Linked DNA regions of Homo sapiens: region 2 is linked to region 1. Evidence: read pairs that join two places in POLR2A ChIA-PET (ENCODE). Cell type or tissue: MCF 10A. All regions are shown on one strand. Links, peaks and the distances in the headings refer to the core of each region. The heading gives the core; the rest is flanking DNA. Region 1 has its middle 67 kb from the start of MARCHF10-DT. Region 2 overlaps MARCHF10-DT (MARCHF10 divergent transcript).

Region 1 (9,903 bases), core at 884-8,883:
GAATAGGGAGGGCATCTTCACACAGGAATTTCATCTTCTGCTTTTAAGAAACAGCATGAAGGTCAAAGTGATTTTTTTTCTTTTTTGCATCTGCTATTTTTCAAGTGCCTTTAGCTTAAATAGTTAATATGCCAGGGTAATATATTTTTAACTCTTTCACTCCATATCCTTGCCAAAATTTTGTGTTTGTAATTTTAGCCATCCTAGTAGTTGTGTAGAGATAGCCTGCTGTGGTTCTAATTTGTGTTTCCCTGATAATTAATGATGTTGAACACTTTAAAAAAATATCCTTATGGCCATCTGGATGGCTTCCTTTTGGAAGTGCCTGTTCAAATCTTTTAAAGATTTTTTTTTTAAAAACAGCTTTATTGAGATATAATTCAATTACCACACAATTCACCCATTTAAAGTGTACACTTCGAAGGCTTTTGGTATATTCACAGAGTTGTATATCCATTATTACAATCAACGTTGGAACATTTTCATCACTCCAAAAGAAACCCTGTACTCCGTAGCCATTGCCCCACAAACCCTTCATCATCCTCACCCCTAAGCAACCACAATTCTATTTTCTGTCTCTATATACTTGCCCATTCTGGACATTTCAAAAAATAGAATCGTACAATATGTGGTCCTTTGTGGCTGGCTTCTTTCATTTAGCATAAAGTTTCCAAGGTTCATCCAGATTGTAGTATGTATCAGCATTTAATTTCTTTCTTGCCAAATATTTAATTAAACAGATATAATTTTATTTATCCATTCATCAGTCGATGGAAATTTTGGTTTCCACTTGGTTTTATGGATAATGCTGCTATTAATGTTCATGTACCTTTTTGTGTGTAGATATGTTATCATTTCTCTGTGTATATATCTAGAGCAGAATTGCTGGATCATATGATAACTCTGTTTAGTTGTTTGAGGAACTGAAAGATTGTTTTCCAAAGTGGCTGCACCATTTTACATTCCTACCAGCAGTGTACGAGGGTTCCAATTTCTCCACATCATCACCAACTACCGACACTTGTTATTATGTCTTTTTTATTATAATCACCACCCGTCTAGTGGGTGTCAAGTGCCATCTTACTGTGATTTTGATTTGCATGTTTTCTAATGGACGTTTCTTCCTTCAAATCTTCAGTCTATTTTTAAAAATTGGGTGGCTTGTCTTTTGATGAATGAGCTTCAGTTTCCTCATCGATAAATTGGTGGTAATAATAACTGTGTAGCAGGGTTGTTGTGAGGATTAAATGCAATTAAATGTTAGTGACTTGTGGTTAGGAATCAGGCTTTCACTCATTACCATGGCCAGGGATGTCGGTCTTCTTTCCTGCCTCCAGCCATCCTTAGTAGGGATAGTGTGATCTCAAAAGGCATGAGGTTTGACGTTAGATTCCAGGTAGGAATTTTGGCTTTACTACTTAAAAACTTGTAATCTCAGGCAAGTTATTTAATGTCTCTAAGCCTCAAAGGTAAGGATACCTTACCTCTACCACACTCGACTAATGTGCAGATTAAATCACATGGCTTCTATTTAGTTCTTACCACATCAACTAGCAGATTGGAGATATTCAATATAAACTGTTGTTGCTACAAATGTTTCTTATATATGAGCGACCTCACAAGCCATGAGTAAACAGGGGAATTGGTATAACACAGATGTCATGTGGGTTCCTATGCACTTTTTTCCCCCAGCATGTAAATGTTTTGAAGCCAGGAGCCAGCTTTCTCACAATAACTACCTCTTTAATAAGAGGAAACCTTAGCACTCTATGGAGGCCTTAAGAAAAAGCTGAGAATACACACAGCTGCCTTCTTTAGCTGCAGGGACTGACTGATTTAGTGACTTGGGAACCACTATGCTGTTCTCTTGTCAAGTTTCTGGAAAAACTGAGGGTGCTGTTGAAGAAGCAGTGAAAACGTTTCTCTTTGTATTAGAAGGATGGGTTAGCGAAGAACACCGCTCTTTAAATCAAATGTTTAATTTTGATAAAACTGGTCCCTATTAGAAGCAAATGCCCTCCAGGGCCTATATCTCAAAGCAGCAGGAGGAGCCCTAGGGTTCAAGGCTGGGATGCGGTGTGCAAATGTTTGTGAAAGCTGAGGCTTACTGGGGTAATGTTTCATTAGTTTTGACATTGTTTTTGTGAGTGCTCTGGTTACAATTGCATAGTTTTTTTGTTGTTGTTTTTGTTTTTCATTTTGTTTTGTTTTTGAGACAGGGCCTTGCTCTGTCATCCAGGCTGAAGCGTAGTAGTGTAATCACAGCTCACTGCAGCCTCAACCTCCCCTGGCTCAAGCAATCTTCCTGCCTTAGCCTCCTGGGTAGCTGGGACTGCAAGTGTGTGCCACCATGCCTGGCTAATTGTGTGTGTGTCTGTGTGTGTGTGTGTGTGTGTGTGTGTGTGTGTGTGTGTGTGTGTGTAGACAGGGTCTCATGATGTTGCCCAGGCTGGTCTTGAACTCCTGGGCCCAAGAAATCTTCTGGCCTCACCCTCCCAAGGTGCTGGGATTATAGGCGTAAGCCACTGCACCCAGCCAGGTTTTGAGTAGACTGTCCCAACCCTATTTTTTTTTCCCCACCAACCCTGTTATTTTGGGGCTTGTGGCCATTTTTAGACCATGGAAGCTTTTCAGTAACACACAGATGGTGTTATAGCGAGACATCTATATACATTCCATTTCTCTCTAATGTTTTTTACATACTGTAAAAAATCCAAGCGATCATTGTCAAAGTATAATCTGTAGATACAAGTAGAATAATGAAAACAATGGCTCACATTGATTGTGCACTCTTTCCACATGTTAACTCATTTGATTGTCACAGCAGTCCTCTGAACTAGGGGCTATTACACCCATTTTCTGAATGTGGAAACTGACATCTCTCTGTAAGTAACACGAGTAAATTGAGCTTATGTAACACAGCCAAGGGCACACAGCTAGAAAATGGTGGAGTGAGAATTAAAACCTGTGCTTTTTCTATGATTTAAATTCATACGTCATATTGTTTTGTCATCTAAAAAATATGAATGGGATTATACTTCCATTGTTTCTTTAATGTAACAGGGCTATGCCTTGGTAGAATGCCTAAGTAAAGGAAAGCTGTTAGTGATTCACAGCTATTTACATTTCATAAGTCTCATGTTTCATTCCAAGAAATCAGGCTCATCAATTGTTTGCATTTGGTAACATCTTAATTATACAAATAATTAGCCTTGAGACTAGACATGAACATGAAAGTATAATGAATACTTTTGCTAATTGCTCTGTTCTGTTAGAGGACAGTCATTGGTCTGTAGCATTAACAGCTCCCACATTCAGCTTACTAAATTCTCCTAACTTTCACTTTGGCAAAAGGTCTAAATCAGGGATAACAGATTTCCTCTCTCATGCCTTTTCTAACCCATTGATCATGACTGCTGGGAGCACTGTGTTGAGAAGCTCCTGGGGCCTTCTCTGATGAGTCTGTGCCATTAGTGAGAGAGTACAGGTTGGCAGCAGGTGAGCCAGGTATTTGCCAACTCTGGCCTGAATGTTGAGAAGAGAACTTACCCCAACCTCAGAAGTTTTGGCATCATATTTTCTGCTCCCACTAACAATCCTACAAATATGCTGTGTTCTGTTGGTAGGGGGGTGGGTACAAAAGTGAGACGTGGATTCTGTTTGAATAAAAAAGGCATAAATGGCCTTATACAAAGTAAAACATGTGAAGTGCCCTGACAGTAACAGATACCAGGACAGAAGGGATCAGAGGCGGCAAAGGATTATTTATAGGAACAGGAAGGCAGGAGCAGAGATGGGGCAGAGAATGAATCCAGGGCTCCTTTTGAGGTGGGTCTCAAAAGATAGACAGACATGAGGGTGACAGTGAGGTGAAGTGAGCAGGGCTCAGCTTTTTTCCCATTTTTGGGCAGATGATGAATCACCTGCTATAGCAAGAAAGAAGGAAATGTGCAACAGGAGCGTGTGCAAGGGAAGAGCTTAATGTGGCTGGAATGTCAGAAAATAAAGGAAGGAAAAGTTGGGAAACAAGGGCAGGCCCAGGCTGTGAAGGGCCTGGGAACACCAGATTAGGAATGTTCTAGAACAATGTTTCTCAAGGTGTGTCCACAGAATGTTCAGGGTTGTTATATAGCAAAAGGATCCTGTTGGACCCGGGTGTCAACTACATTTGAGAAACATTAAATTAAAAACAATGAAACAGATTTCTATACCTCAGGAGTTGGCAGAGTGTTTAAAATGCACGCTGTACACATTCAGAGCTAATGTACACTGTGAATCCCCAAGAAGGACCTGTAGTTTGCAAAAATCCCAAACACAGTCACCACAGAAATGTTTTCCTTGGAGCACTCACGAGCTGAGCATTGTGCAGGAGCTTTATGAAGGTGATGGCCATCTACTGGTGTGATACCCACAACCAGCATTAGCTGCTAATGGACCAAATGACTGATCTAGGAACCTGCGCTATTGTTGCAGGAATAGGGAGAGAATCGTTTGCCCCAAAGAAAGCATCAAACCCTCTTTTCCTGTTTCCACCCTGGTTCATTATCATAAGGATCTGTCTTCAACTTGCTGACCCTGTGCCCCCTTTTCAGCCATGGCCAGTTGTCCTGTTCTTTCTCCAGAGCTCAGTTCCTACCCTGATAAAACCTTGCCTTCCTTTCAGGCTTCTAGTGGTGCCCTGTTTTGAATCTCCCATCTGTCATCCTGGCTCCCAGACGTGCTGCCTGATGCCCCTTGACCCCTCCCCAGCCCGCCTGGACTCCTTCTTTGCCACTGCTCTGACCTCCACATACTTTGAGTGCTTTTGGTCCTCCTGGTAAACCTCACAATGTCCCGTCTCAAGCCACTCAGAACCCCAGTGTGACTGTGGCTCCAGCTCCTGCCACTTGTTCAGAGACAAAGGCACCTGTGTCTATCTTCTGAGAAGCTGGGCTCATACGTGCCTGATAAACATCCTCCTGCCACCTTTCCAGGTTGTGGTGGTTTCCAGGTGAGTTTCCATAAATCTGCTTGGGAGGGATGAGCAAGTCGCTTCTATATTTGACATGATTTAATTATCCCCTGTGGAAGGAAAAAATTTTAGCAATGACATATTTAGAGCCGCACTTCCAAAGAGCTTCAGTCAACTGGGTAAAATCGGGTGGGATCACACAACAATTTAGGAGTGTAATCTCTAGGCTTTTAGATGTCTGTTCAACAAGAAGCCGACTGTGAGGCCAGGCGCAGTGGCTCACACCTGTAATCCCAGCACTTTGGGGGCCCGAGGCAGGTGGATCATTTGAGGTCAGGAGTTCGAGACCAGCCTGGCCAACATGGTGAAACCCCGTCTCTATTAAAAATACAGAAATTAGCTGGGCATGGTGGTGCACAGCTGTAATGACAGCTACTCGGGAGGCTGAGTCAGGAGACTCACCTGAACCCAGGAAGCAGAGGTTGCAGTGAGCCGAGATCGTGCCACTGCACTTCAGCCTGGACGACCAAGTGAGTGAGACTCTGTCTAAAAAAAAACGAAAAACAAAAAACAAACAAAAAAATACAGACAGAAGCCAACTGGTGAGGTGCAATGAGGTTGGGTGAGTGGGCACAACTTTGGCAGATATACTTCAGTGGGAAATAAGAGTGACAAGGAGAAAAAGTACAAACTATAGAGGACGAGCTGCTGCCACTATGAACCAACGATTGTGACCCAGGAAAGGGACTTGGGACTCATTGCAGAGTGCTCAGGAAAGTGCTCTGGCGCCCAAAGGCGAACCAAGTTTGGGAAATTGTTAGAAAAAGTAAGGGGGTGAGGTAGGGGGGGTTGTAGGGAAAGAAAACATCACTTTACCTTTGTTTCTTTTTTTTTTTTTTTTTGAGACGGACTCTTGCACTGTCGCCCAGGCTGGAGTGCAGTGGCACAATCTCGGCTCAGTGCAACCTCCGCCTCCCGGGTTCAAGCAATTCTCCTGTCTCAGCCTCCCCAGTAGCTGGGACTACAGGTGCCTGCCACCATGCCCGGCTAACCTTTGTTTCTAACACAGACTGGAATGTGCAGTTCTGGTTGATACATTTCAAGAAAGAAAGCAGGGAGTTCACAAAGCATTTCAAGTGATTAAGGGGCTGGAGGGGCTTCTGTATGAGGTCAGGGTGAAGGCTGGAGGTTGACAGGATATACTGCAGTTTCAAGAATTATGAAAAGTACAGATAATGTGAAAATAGACCAAACCCCAGCTTATTAGAATGAAGACGCTGCATGGTCTCACTCATATGTGGAAGCTAAAAAAAAGTTGATCTCACAGAAGTAAAAAGTAGAACAGAGAATACTAGAGGACAGGAAGGGGAGGAGGAAGGGAGGGGTAGGGAGAGATTTGATAAAGGATACAAAATTACAGCTAGGTAGGAGGAGTAAGTTCTATTGTTCTACATCATTGTAAGATGGCTATAGTTAACAATAATATATTATACAGTTTCAAATAGGGAGAGGGAGGATACTGAATGTTACCAACATAGAGAAATGATAAATGTTTGAGATTATGAATATGTTAATTACCCTGATCTGATCATTATACATCATGTGTATCAAAACATCACTAGCTACCCCATGAATACGAACAACTACTATTTGTCAATTTAAACAATTTTTTTAAAGAAGAGGTTTCTTGAGATTTTCTCAAGATTTCAAGCAAGTTAAAAATGGTTGCTAAATGTATGGAACTCATTACCCCCCAAGAGGTAGAATAGGCTAAAAACAGAAATAGCTTCAAAAATTACTTACATAACGTTGTGATGGCTGGCACTAGCATATCATACTGAGGGAAATCTGTTTTAGATGGGATAAGGGAGGACATTCTTCCTAATACACAGCCCTTAGCCTCACTGTCAGCACCAGTGAAGATGTGGGGTTGGACGACGCACGACAGTTTTACTTAAAAAAAAAACAAGCAGGCCAGGTGCAGTGACTCACGCCTGTAATCCCAGCACTTTGGGAAGCCGACGTGGGCAGATCACTTGAGGTCAGGAGCTTGAGACCAACCTGGCCAACATGGTAAAACCCCGTCTCTACTAAAAATACAAAAAAAAAAGGCCGGGCACGGTGGCTCATGCCTGTAATCCCAGCACTTTGGGAGGGTGAGGAGGGAGGATCATGAGGTCAGGAGATTGAAACCATCCTGGCTAACATGGTGAAACCCCATCCCTACTAAAAATACGAAAAACTAGCCAGGCGTGTGGCGGGCACCTGTAGCCCCAGCTACTCAGGAGGCTGAGGCAGGAGAACTGGTTGAACCCAGGAGGCAGAGGTTGAAGTGAGCAGAGATCATGCCACTGTACTCCAGCCTGGGTGACAGAGCAAGACTCCATCTCAAAAAAAAAAAAAAATTAGCCAGGCGTGGTGGCAAACGCCTGTAATCCCAGCTACTCAGGAGGCTGAGGCAGGAGAATCGTTTGAACCCAGGAGGTGGAGGTTGCAGTGAGCTGAGATTGCACTACTGCACTCTAGCATGGCAACAGAGTGTGACTCTATCTCAAAAGAAAAAAAAAAGGAAGATTGTTTATATGAATATGCATGCTATCAGTTATCAGGTGCCTACCTAATATTAGGCACCAGGCTAGGCACTTTTATATACATTATCTTTTATCTTTACATAGTACTAGACGATATAATAATAACCCCATTTCATAGATGAGAAAGTGAAGCTCAGCCAAGTCACTCGCTTGAGGTCACACACAGCCAGTAAATGGGGAGCTGGACTTGAAACCTGTGCCCAGGCTGGAGCGCAATGGCATGATCACGGCTCATTGCAGCCTGGACTTCCCAGGCTCAGGTGATTCTCCCACCTCAGCCTCCTGAGTTACTGGGACTACAGGCATGTGCCACCACGCCTGGCTAATTTTTTGCATTTTCAGTAGAGTCGAGGTTTCGTCACGTTGCCCAGGCTGGTCTCAAACTCTTGGACTCAGGCAATCCACTTGCCTTGGCCTCCCAAAGTGCCGCATTTAACAGGCATGAGCCATCAGGCACGGCCATGTGCATTCTCTTTTTATTATTATTATTATTATCATCATTATTATTGAGACAGAGTCTTGCTCTGTCACCCAGGCTGGAGTGCAGTGGCACAATCTCAGCTCACTGCAACCTCCACCTCCCGGTTTCAAGTGATTCTCCTCCCTCAGCCTCCTGAGTAGCTGGGATTACAGGCGTTTGCCACCACGCCCAGCTAATTTTTGTATTTTTAGTACAGATGGGGTTTCACCATGTTGGCCAGGCTGGTCTCGAACTCCTGACCTCAGGTGATCCACATACCTCTGCCTCCCAAAGTGCTGCGATTACAGGCATGAGCCACCGCACCTGGCCTGCCATACTTTTGATCAATGCAATACTGCCTCTCATCTCACCCGTTTCTTGGGTTTTTCTGTCCCTCATGCCTAAATTTAGTCTAAGGCTACCAGCCAAAATTCCAAAAATGGTGCTTTTGTCCTTTGCTCGTTGCTGAATAAACTGACCTCAGTCATTTATAGGACCAGTACATTTGTTCATATTCCTCAAAAGTCCAAAGTACCCAGCAATGGAGAGGGGGCAGCTGGGTTCCTGAGGCTGAAACAAGAGGGGAAATGGGAGGAGCTAATATCCAGGGCCCAATAGGGGTCAGGCATTTCACACGTTCCGCCATGTAATTCTCATAATACTCACTTAGATTCCCATTCTAGAGTTGAGAAGACCGAGTCCCAGAGAGATTATGTGAAATACCTAAGAACCCATAGTGCATAGACAGCAGACCCAGAATGTGAAGCTGGATCTGTCTCATGCCAAAGTCCCTTGGAAGCCAGGACAGAGCATTCCAACTCTGCTCTCCTTCCTTCTAGGAAGGTCGGCTTACAAATTCCTTCCATTGCCACAACTCCAAAGGGTGCTCTGCCCAACACTTTTGCTGGTGGGGGCCCAGGAGTTCCTTGCTATACAGAAATTTCGGTTGGAATGATATCTGTTGAATGGGTTTTGATCTGTCCCACCCTTTACCTTGTGAAAATTTTTTCTCGTCAGCTGTCATGCTAGCTTTTTTTTTTTTTTTTTTTTAACAAGACAGATATTCTGATTTCTCTAACTTGGGATTTCTCCACTTTGGGATATTGACATCAGGGGCAAGACACTTCTCTGTTGTTGGAGGCCACACTTTGCATTGTAGGATGTTTAGCAACATCCCCGGGTCTCTGCCCACTAGACAGATATTGGTAACATCCCCCTCCCCATCAGTTGTGACAACCAAAAATGTCTGCAGGCCTTGCCAAAGGTCACCTGGGGGGCAAAATCACCTCTAGTTGAAAACCACTGCTGTAACAGTAGAGGGGGTGCTGCATGATCTTTGTGCCCTTGTACCTAAAACTCAACAAGCCAATTCACCCCATCCCGGCCTCCCCAACCCCCTAAGGAATGGAAGCCGAGGAGAGATGACACCTGTGGGTGGAGTCTGGATTTTCTGGTTTGGGAAGGGATGTAGCACACAGATTGCTGGCCCTGTACTTACTTGATGCCCCCACGAGACGTTAAAAATGTAGAGCTTTCCACGTGCAGATGGCTCGAGCTGCTTAATTACCAACCGAAAGCATGCTAACATTTTCCTCTCTCTCTCCTTGCCTAAAACAGCCCGCCAGGAACAGCAGAGGCTTTAACAACAGGGAGCAGTTGCCCTTTCTGCATCCTTATCACACACTAATTATTTTATTCTAAAGAGACAAAGTAGAGAGAATGTAACATATGATTCTGATGACAAACACTTTCTTAAAAAAAAAAAACTGTCGGCTTTTTCTAGTGACTAGAGCATAGGAGCTGGTTGCTAAGCAACTGGGAAACGGCAGACTCCTGTACTGGCCATGCTGGTTTCGGAAATGAGCCATAAAAGGAATTCCCCAGTGAGAAGGGATCCCATA
Region 2 (9,903 bases), core at 976-8,975, 51 kb after region 1:
CGACACCTGGCTAATTTTAAAAATTTTTTTGTAGAGACGGGATTTTGCCATGTTGCCCAGGCTGGTCTCAAATTCCTGGGCTCAAGTGATTCTCCCACCTCGGCCTCCTAAAGTGCTGGGATTACAGGAATGAGCCACCATCGTGCCTGGCCCTATTGTTATTTTTAAACGAATAAATAAATAAGCATTTTTAAATGTCTCAGCTCTAATTTCTTATGCAGTAAGTATTGATAAATATAATCACACAAACAAAAGCTCTTTGGGGTCTTCGAATAAGGGTGTTCATGAGATGCAAAAGTTTGAGAATCACTGCCCTCAGCCCATGTGGTCTGCTTAAACTTTCATTTTTAGGCTACTTTCAGGACCATTTAACAAGTGATACACTTATAGCAACTACCTCTAATAGTTACAGAGAAGCTGCCAATATTCAGAAAGTGGCCATCAGAGGTCTGGGTGTATGCAAAAAGTATGTGTGTTAAGCATATCTTTATTCAAGCGTGAATTTGGAATTTGTTCAATTTTCATTCTCCCGTTATCTTCCTTTAAAATGAAACATTCCAAAGAATATAATAAAACATGAAGGTAAATAAAAAAACACTGCAAGTCAAATTTATGGTGTGGGAACATAAGGCTTGCTATTACAGCTTTTAATGGCAGATAGTTTACAATAAACATTGGGCTTAGCCTGGTAGAAAATAGTCACAGACAGGAGGTAATTACTTGTCCATCTCCAAGCATCAGAAACTAGGGAGTCCCTCCAGTTGAATAACGCAGATCTGCCAACTGTCCCTCATTTGGACTAACGCCTTTTTTGTTGTTTTAATTAAATTGGGGGGTAGCGGGGGAAGAACAGAAGATAAACCTCCCTCTGAATGCGCTAAAATTCCATGGATGGATAAATCCATGACCCATCCTTCTACACGGTCTTTATTAGTCTTGAGTAAATCACATAGACTCCCATAAATAGAGTCACTGAGGGAGCGGAATGTATATGTGCTGGAAAAGGCTGGGTGCCAGCAAATCTGAATGTTACAGTGAGAGTTCTAGAAACAGCGAGAGAAAAGCAGCTAGATCCCCATGCAGATAACCAGGATATAAATGGACCTTTCAATGAGCCTTGCATCACCACATATGAAGTAATAAATACACCCAAACAGAGATAAAAACAGGAAGAGCAAAATTATGCATAAATTCTGTCGTTAAGATATGTGGGCAGCATGGCCCAAAATAGAAACCAAGCAGCTTTCCAGAGACTTGAAGGTTTTAGATAAAATATAATCGCTGTAATTATCATTTAATCCTGTTCCCTCAAGCTTTTGTCAGAAACTGTTACCTACCTCTGGTTATTTGGGGACAGTGGAGCTTCTCACAGAAATATACTTGAAACTGATTGTCACAAGCACACAATCTAATTAAGTTTTTTACATGTAGAAAAACGAACTGTGGCAAAAATCAAGGTTATGTATGTGTAGGGAGAATAACTAAAATACAAATGACATGCATATTTTCTGTTCATCTCTTATATGCTTCACAAATAACTTACATTTATGTTTGCTTTATAAATACTTCCAATTAAAGGGTAAATTAGCATCAACTCTTAAATCATTATCTAAGCATTCACCTGTTATTATTAATACCTTAGATTAGTTCAAATCAAGGACTCTCACTCTATGTACTTATCCAAGGGTGTTTTCTTAAAATGAAGAATGTGGGTAAGAGTAATTTTGCTTTTTATTTGCAATATCATTTCATTGGCTAAGAGGTTGCCCCAGTGCTACAATGTAAGCTTCCGTCTCATTTTGCAGTGAATGAAAACATTTTTCCTTACATAGTTGTGTATAGCAGAACTAGTATCTATCCCATGGTGATGCTAGTAAGCCTGACTCACAACTTCAAAAAGAACTTTGAAATAAATTATATGGATCTTATGAACTGTAATAATCTTTAATTTCAACTTCATTATGAAAATTTATGGCTGGGAGTCGTGGAATCGTGCCTATACTTTGGGAGGCTGAGGTGGGTGGATCACTAGAGCCCAGGAGTTCGAAACCAGCCTGGGCAGCCTGGTGAAACCCTGTCTTAAAAAAAAAAAATACAAAAATTAGCCGGGTGTGGTGGTGCATGCCTGCAGTCTCAGCTACTCGGGAGCTGAGGTGGGAGGATCACCTGAGCTTGACTGGGAAGGTCAAGGCTGCAGAGAGCCATGATCGTGTCACTGTACTCCAGCCTGGGTGACAGAGTGAGACCCTGTCTCAAAAAAAAAAAAAAAAAATCACAAGTGCCTCACCCAAAATAAATAATAAAGTGGAAAGTGAGAAAATGAGTAACATTTAAAAGGGGAACAGAGGTGGGACTTCTGAATTACTTTTCCTTCTGGTACCAGTGTTGACTGTCATCAGTTTCACAATGTCTAAGGCAAGGTAAGGACAGGTTGAGTATCCCTTATCTGAAATGCTTGGGATCAGAAGTGTTTCGAATTTCAGATATTTTTCAGATTTGGGAATATTTCTGTATACAAAATGAGCTATCTTGAGAATAGAATTAAGTCTCAACACGAAATTCATTTATGTTTCATATACACCTTATTCACATACCCTGAAGGTAATTTTATTCAATATTTTTAATGATTCTGTTCATGGAACAATGTTTTGACTGAACCCATCACATGACGTCGAGTGTGGAACGTTCCCCTAGTGGTGTCATGCTGGCGCTCAAAAAGTTTCGGATTTTGGGCCGGGCGCGGTGGCTCACGCCTGTTATCCCAGCACTTTGGGAGGCCGAGGCGGGCGGATCACGAGGCCAGGAGATCAAGACCATCCTGGCTAACACGGTGAAAACTCATCTCTGCTAAAAATACAAAAAAATTAGCCGGGCGTGGTGGCGGGCTCCTGTAGTCCCAGCTACTGAAGAGGCTGAGGCAGGAGAATGGCGTGAACCTGGGAGGCAGAGCTTGCAGTGAACTGAGATCGTGCCACTGCCCTCCAGCCTGGGCGACAGAGCAAGACTCTGTCTCAAAAAAAGAAAAAAAAAAAAAGTTTCGGATTTTGAATTTTTGGATTAGGGATGCTCAACCTACATGATGGTATTAGGCCAACATTTTAGAAACCAGTAAAACTCGATATTGAATATGATGAAGTCATATTCCTTGGTGGTGTATGTCTGTAATCCCAGCTACTCGGGAGGCTGAAATGGGAGGATGGCTTGAGCCCAGGAGGTCAAGGCTATAGTGATCTGTGTGTCACTGCCCTTCAGCCTGGGCAACAGAGCGAGACCATCTGAAAAAAAAAAAAGTCTTGGACTTATCTAAAAGATGTATTCTGAAGCCTCACAAGCAGAATATAGCTCACGAGTGGGTTTTATTTGACTCTTACAGTGTTTTTCTAAAAATCAAACTAGTTGCCAACATTCACAAAACAGGGTTTTTCACAAAAACCAAAACAAACAAAAACCCAAATTTGCGACTTCTTTGAGAAATTGGAAGGACTGGACTTGCATTGCATCCTCCCCGCATAGCTAGGAGGAGCTTGGGCCAGAGCCCCCACCTAACCCACACTACTCACATGCATTACCTGCTCTGAACTCAGATATATCTGAGTGTGAGACCCTGTTAATGGGTCACTCTGGCTTAGGCTGTGCATCAATGAGACTCATCAGACTCAAGTGTTTGCTTCTTTGGGGCCCCTCCCTGTACCCTCTAATTAAACTCTATATTCAGTATAGGGTGTCAGGTCCCAGTTGGGTCTAAAATGGGAGGCATTTACAGCCATGGTCCCGGACCAGAATCACTTCAATGTTTTCACTGATCTGAAGATTTTCTTGGCAAGTAAGGGTTCAGAGAAGTTTGTTGAAGTTTGTGTCTAAGCTAGGTTAAGCGGAGGAATGTGTCTCAATTCAAAATGAGAGCAACTCTGGGGTTAAGCAAGAGAATGACCCATGATGAAGGTATTATGGAAATGTCCTCTGTGTGAGCTGGGTAGAGAAGAATATCCGGATTCCGGGCTTCACTCTGCCTCTAACAAGCTGTAAGATGAGTCACTGACCTCAGTTAGCCCCTGTCTCTTCACCTATAAAACAAAAGGGATGTTTCTGCATTTAGAGCCCAGCCCCTACGTTAGAATCACCTAGGGGACGTCTAAAAATGTTGATACTTAGACCCCTCCCTAGGCCAGTTGAATCTGATTCCTTGCAATGAGGGTCCAGGACACAGTTAACAAGATCTCCAAGGTCCCTTCCCATCCTCTAATTCTGTGGTCTCAGTGGCTTGGGAGCAGATGCCAGAATAGCCATTAACTCTGTTAATTTCTCCTGTATGTCAGATTGCCAGCAAAGAACATTCATTTCTCACACACACACACACACACAAACACACACACACACACACACATATAGAGGTGTGGTCATTGTTTTTCATTTTCTTTCTTTTTCTTTTTAATTTTTGAGACAATGTTTTACTCTGTTGTCCTGGCTGGAGTATAGTGGCGCAATCAGAGCTCACTGCAGCCTCACCCTCTCAGACTCAAGCTATCCTCCCGTCTCAGCCTCCCAAGTAGCTGGAACCATCTCTACTAAAAGTACAAAAATTAGCTGGGCATGGTAGCACACACCTGTAATCCCAGCTACTTGAGAGGCTGAGGCAGGAGAATTGCTTTAGCCTGGGAGGTAGAGGTTGCAGTGAGCTGAGATCGTGCCACTGCACTCCAGCCTGGGTGGCAAGACTCTGTCTCAAAAAAAAAAAAAAAAAGTGTTGGCCGGGCGTGGTGGCTCAAGCCTGTAATCCTAGCACTTTGGGAGGCCAGGACAGGTGGATTGCCCAAGCTCAGGAGTTCGAGACCAGCCTGGGCAACATGGTGAAACTCTGTCTCTACTAAAATACAAAAAATCAGCCGGGCATGGTAGCGGGTGCCTGTAATCCCAGCTACTTGGGAGGCTGAGGTAGAATTGCTTGAACCCAGGAGGCAGAGGTTGCAGTGAGCCAAGATCATGCCACTGCACTCCAACCTGGGTGACAGAGCAAGACTCTGTCTCCATTAAAAAAAAAAAAATGTTTTAATTAGCTGAGCAAGGTGGCATGCACCTGTAGTCCAGAGGCTGAGGCAGGAGGACTGCTTGATCCTAGGAGTCCCAGACCAGCCTGGGCAACCTAGCGAGACCCCATCTCTACAATAAATAAAAATAAAAATAAATCACTGGGTGTGGTGGTGCACAGGCCTGTAGTCCCAACTATTCAAGAGGCTAAGGTGGGAGGATGGCTTGAGCCCAGGAGTTCAAGGTTGACTGAGCCATGATTGCATCACAGTACTCTAGCCTGGGCAACAGAGTGAGGCTCTGATTCTAAAAATAAAAAATATTCATTACATGTTGAAACGACAATGTTTCAATTTAGTGGGTTTAGTAAAATATGTTATTAAAATGAATTTCACCCATTTCCTTTTACTTTTCTGAATATTATTCCTAGGAAATTTGAAATTACTTATATGACTCATATTTCTATTAGATAGTGCTAAAAGGTGTCCACTTTCTGAACCTCTTTTTTTTTTTTTTGAGACAGAGTCTTGCTCTGTCACCCAGGCTGGAGTGCAGTGGTGTAATCTCGGCTCACCGTGAGCTCTGCTTCCTGGGTGATTCAAGTGATTCTCATGCCTTCCAAGTAGCTGGAATTACAGGCGAGCACCACCCCATGCCCAGCTAATTTTTGTACTTTTGGTAGATACAGGGTGTCGCCATGTTGGCCAGGCTGGCCTTGAATTCCCGACTTCAAGTGATCTGCCTGCCTTGGCCTCCCAAAGTGCTGGGGTTACAGGCATAAGCCTCTGTGCCTGGCCTCTGAACCTTTAATTGAAGACTGTAGTTTGTTGTTCGCTTGTTTGTTTGTTTTTTTAGACAGCTTCTCATAATGAACTAAGTTGAAGGTCTGAAAAACATCCAATTGCCAGTCTTTACTGCACAGGGCACTGACTGTAACTATACAACCCTGATGGTTGGGGAAACAAATGTGGTACTTTCTGTGAATATGACAATTTTGTACACTGAAATATGGTCCATGGGAGAATCCTAGTGGAACGCTATGACTGGGAATAAGGTGGAGGTTCCTGGTCAGTTCCCCCTGCTTTCTATCTCACATTAGAGGTAGAATTTCAATGTATGTGCCACACCAGTTCTGCCCTCATGCAGTAAACATACGAGTGGTAAACCATGAACCAAAATAGTGAGTGCATTTAAAAGAGACATTTAAACGTCCAGTCCCATTCACTGCAACTTTGTTTTACTTTTGCTTTCTTTCTTGCTCTGTCACCCAGGCTGGAGTGTGTGGCACCATCTCGGCTTACTGCAACCTCCTGGGCTCAAGTGATTGTCCTGCCTCTGCCTCCCAAGTAGCTGGGATTACAGGCATGCACCACCATTCCCAGCTAATTTCTGTATTTTTAGTAGAGACAGGGTTTCGCCATGTTGGCCAGGCTGGTCTTGAATCCTGACCTCAAGTGATCCGCCCGCCTTGACCTCCCAAAGTCCTGGGATTACAGGCATGAGCCACTGTGCCTGGCCGCAACTTTGTTTTTCATCACTGGTCTCTCCCAGGCTTCAAAGCAGTTGTTGCTGTAGTCTTGTGGCATTTCTAGCCAAAAGGTCTGAGACTAGCAGTTATCGGCCCTCATCCTGCCTTATCATATAGCCACAATAGTGGGCAGGGAAGGGAAAACATGTAAGGCTGGGCGCTTGGAAGTAGGGCCAGCTTAAAGTACAGAAAAAGTGGGCAACCATCCAGAAAATGTGCACTCGGGTGTAGGAGCCTCCAACATACTATGAAGCTCTCCTGCTGAGCTGGCAAAAGCTCTTTTAGCTTGAGGCTTCCAGGTACATGTGCCCAGGTGTACCCTGTATGAGCCATTTATACCGTAGTGCGAATACTTTTCAGATCAATTTGATTCAATAAATATTGATTATGCATAGCTGCCCTAAGCAGATTTTGAAAAGGCTGTTGGGAGCTTCCTTCCAGACAGGGAGGGAAAGGGCGCAGACAGGAAGGCTGGGAGAGTTGACAACAAACGTCATCTAGCTCAAGGTCTAGCCAGTGTTTGGTGCTGCTGAGAAATGCTTCCTCTCAGAGGGAACTGACGCGCCAGCACCCACCACTGAATGGGGCCTCCAGCAATTCTTGGAGGCCTTTCACCATCCCTCACCGTGAGAACCTTCCTTTTCCTCTCCTTCATCTCCCCTGTGCCCCCACCACCACCCAGGCCCACATCTACCTCTATCGTAGAGCTTACTCTATGGCCTTGTTTACTTTCCTACCTCCCCGCTAGCACAAAGACCGAATATTATTCCTCTGTGAATCCGCAGAACCTCGAACAGTACTTAGCACTTAAGTGCTTGATCAGCGTTTGATGAATGAATACATGATTTTGCCTTCCCACCTCATGCAGCACGAGGAGGGGGATGCTAAGAGAGCCTAGCATCCCCACCACCATGGCATTTGGGGTGAAGGAGGTTGCAAACACCTGCATCAAACTGTGCCAGCATTTTTCAACGCTGGACACAACATTTTGAAACAAAGGTGAAGGGGAAGAGGCATAGGACAGGTCAGGGCATGCGGTATTACCACCCATGTGCACACATACCCATTCATATGCTGCCAAAATGTTGCTCTACCCTTTCCCAAGCACCCCTGTTACTGTTTAACCCAACCTCAGTAGCCTTCTAAGAGAAAGACCATTATAATGACTTGATCTGCATTAAAATAAAAAACAAAGTATGTCAAAACTTTTTCCCACAATCATAGGGCTATCACACTTTTTAACAAACTAAACCTCCACCATATCCCAGCGTTCGATATACTGCAAGTAAGTGCCTGGCACTCAGAAAGCTCAAGGTTCCAGCAACAGTTGTGTGGCCTTGGATAAGGAACACAGGGAGACTCTTTGTCCTCTTGTTTCTTCAGTGTATTAAAGGGAGATAGTGGTATATTCAAAGGGCATGAAAAAAGCTTAACATGAGTCTGCATGGAGCTCTTTGAAATGCATGAAGGGCACTACAGTGGATAAATTCAACACTTGTCCTAGTGTTCACTCAGAACCCTTGTCCGGACATTTATAAAATCCCTCTGTGGACATGTACACACACACACACACACACACACACACACACACACACACACACGCGCATGCATGCACGCACGCACATACACAAATATATCTAAAAGTGCTTAATTGTTTTTAAAATGTTTAAGTAAATACATTGTAATGATTATAAGGCCTCTGTACAATGTATCTAAGGCAAGCCTGCCAGGATAAGAGCTATTTGAGAAACTAAATCACATCATTGAAAGAATAGCAATGAGGCAATTGATGAAATATTGCATTAGCAGTGGCCTCTGACCCCATGTAATGCCAACCAAATGCTTTTTCCTCTCTTTGTAATTTAATCATTTTTCAATTAAATTAATTTCTTAAAATCACTCAGATAAGCCGCCTGTATTAAACACACACACGCACAAACACACACACAACTTCAGGTGTAGGTGAAATAAAGGACACTCTGCAATCACAATCACTGTGTTGTGATTCTGCTCCATTCTGGAAATGAATGATATCCTGTTTCCTTTTTTCTATATCTGACGAGAATTTTGCATAACTTCTTCCTGCTACAGTGTGAAGTCAAAGGCCCCCAAATACCCCCCAAGACAGAGACCCAGTCGCCACAATATAAAATTATGAAAGTACAGCCATAAGAGGCCCATAGCATGTTTGCTGGACAGACTGACTGGTTATTTTTAAAAGTTTACTTTAATACAAATGAACTGGCTGGGAAGGTGGCTTTGTAAAGGGAGCAACTCAGAAGAGTGCTAACAAGCCCGCCCCGCACGTCTGTGCTCAGGCTTGCTGGGAGAGCTTACTCCACACACATCCAGGAATTTGTTTGAGGACAGAGCGTGGTTAGGTCATGTTTTAAGAATGTTCTCTCATTATCCTGACTCAGAGGGCGCCGTGAGCCACAGAAGGGACGTTGCACAGTGATACCTTCTGTTCTGTCTGGTTTTCAAGAACTGCCTCACTGTACTGATGGCTGGAGACTGATGTCGCTCGAGGTTAACTCCTTCACGTCTTCTTTTTTACAGGGCTACAGGAAGAGCCCTTTTTCCTGTTGACATTTTTCAAACTTTGTAACCTAGGGGTTAGGCTTGTTAAGGGAGGGGAGGAGAGTGTCTAGGAGCAGTGACTGGAAACAGAGAAGAGACTACATGGAAGCAGAAGAGAGAACCAATTGAAAAGTCTGTAAAACCAGCCAAGAAATCTGTTCGGGAAAATAGAAACCTAAGAGCTGTGGTTTGGCAAGGAACTTTGACTCTTAATGAGAAAGGCAGAGAGAAGAGAAGGAGAGGAAGGATGGAGAGGGGAGGGGAAAGGAGAGAAGAGGAAGGACAGGCGGAGATCAAAAGAGAAAGAAAAGAGAGGGGAGTAAAAGGAGCAAGACCCAGGATGCAACAAAGAGGGACATCAGTAAGGGACATTATGAGGATTGCATTGGAACAAGAGGCTGGAAGTTAAAAATCAGGATATGCGGCCGGGTGCGGTGGCTCACACCTGTAATCCCAGCACTTTGGGAGGCCGAGACGGGCAGATCACCTGAGGTCAGCAGCCTGACAAATATGATGAAACCCTGTCTCTACTAAAAATACAAAAATTAGCCAGGCATGGTGGCATGCACCTGTAATCCCAGCTACTTGGGAGGCTGAGGCAGGGAGAATCACCTGAATCCGGGAGGCGGAGGTTGCAGTGAGCCAGATCGCGCCCGTTGCACTCCAGCCTGGGCGACAAGAGCAAAACTCAGCATCAGAAAAAAAAAAATCAGGCTATGCTACCCAACATGGAACATCTGGTCATGTGTGTGTCCCAGAACTGGGGAAAA

The links. Peaks named below come from ENCODE experiments on the same cell type or tissue, not always from the same donor. Only the 100,000 strongest peaks of a DNase experiment are listed, where the experiment ranks them.
Region 2: POLR2A ChIA-PET joins it to region 1 with 15 read pairs; 5 of 35 experiments call an interaction of 5 or more read pairs at or near these places.

Annotation. Positions count from the first base shown.
Region 1 is chr17:62,870,356-62,880,258 of GRCh38, reverse strand. No RefSeq gene overlaps it. Among named protein-coding and RNA genes, the nearest start is that of MARCHF10-DT, 67 kb to the right of the region's middle. In MCF 10A, for the core only: no CTCF peak of the experiment used is centred there; DNase peaks (open chromatin) are centred at 3,038 and 4,018.
Region 2 is chr17:62,819,071-62,828,973 of GRCh38, reverse strand. The region is part of intron 1 of MARCHF10-DT (MARCHF10 divergent transcript); the gene reads right to left. Among named protein-coding and RNA genes, the nearest start is that of MARCHF10-DT, 16 kb to the right of the region's middle. RefSeq lists an enhancer at 3,093-3,829. In MCF 10A, for the core only: no CTCF peak of the experiment used is centred there; DNase peaks (open chromatin) are centred at 4,013, 5,623, 7,593, 8,933 and 1 weaker place.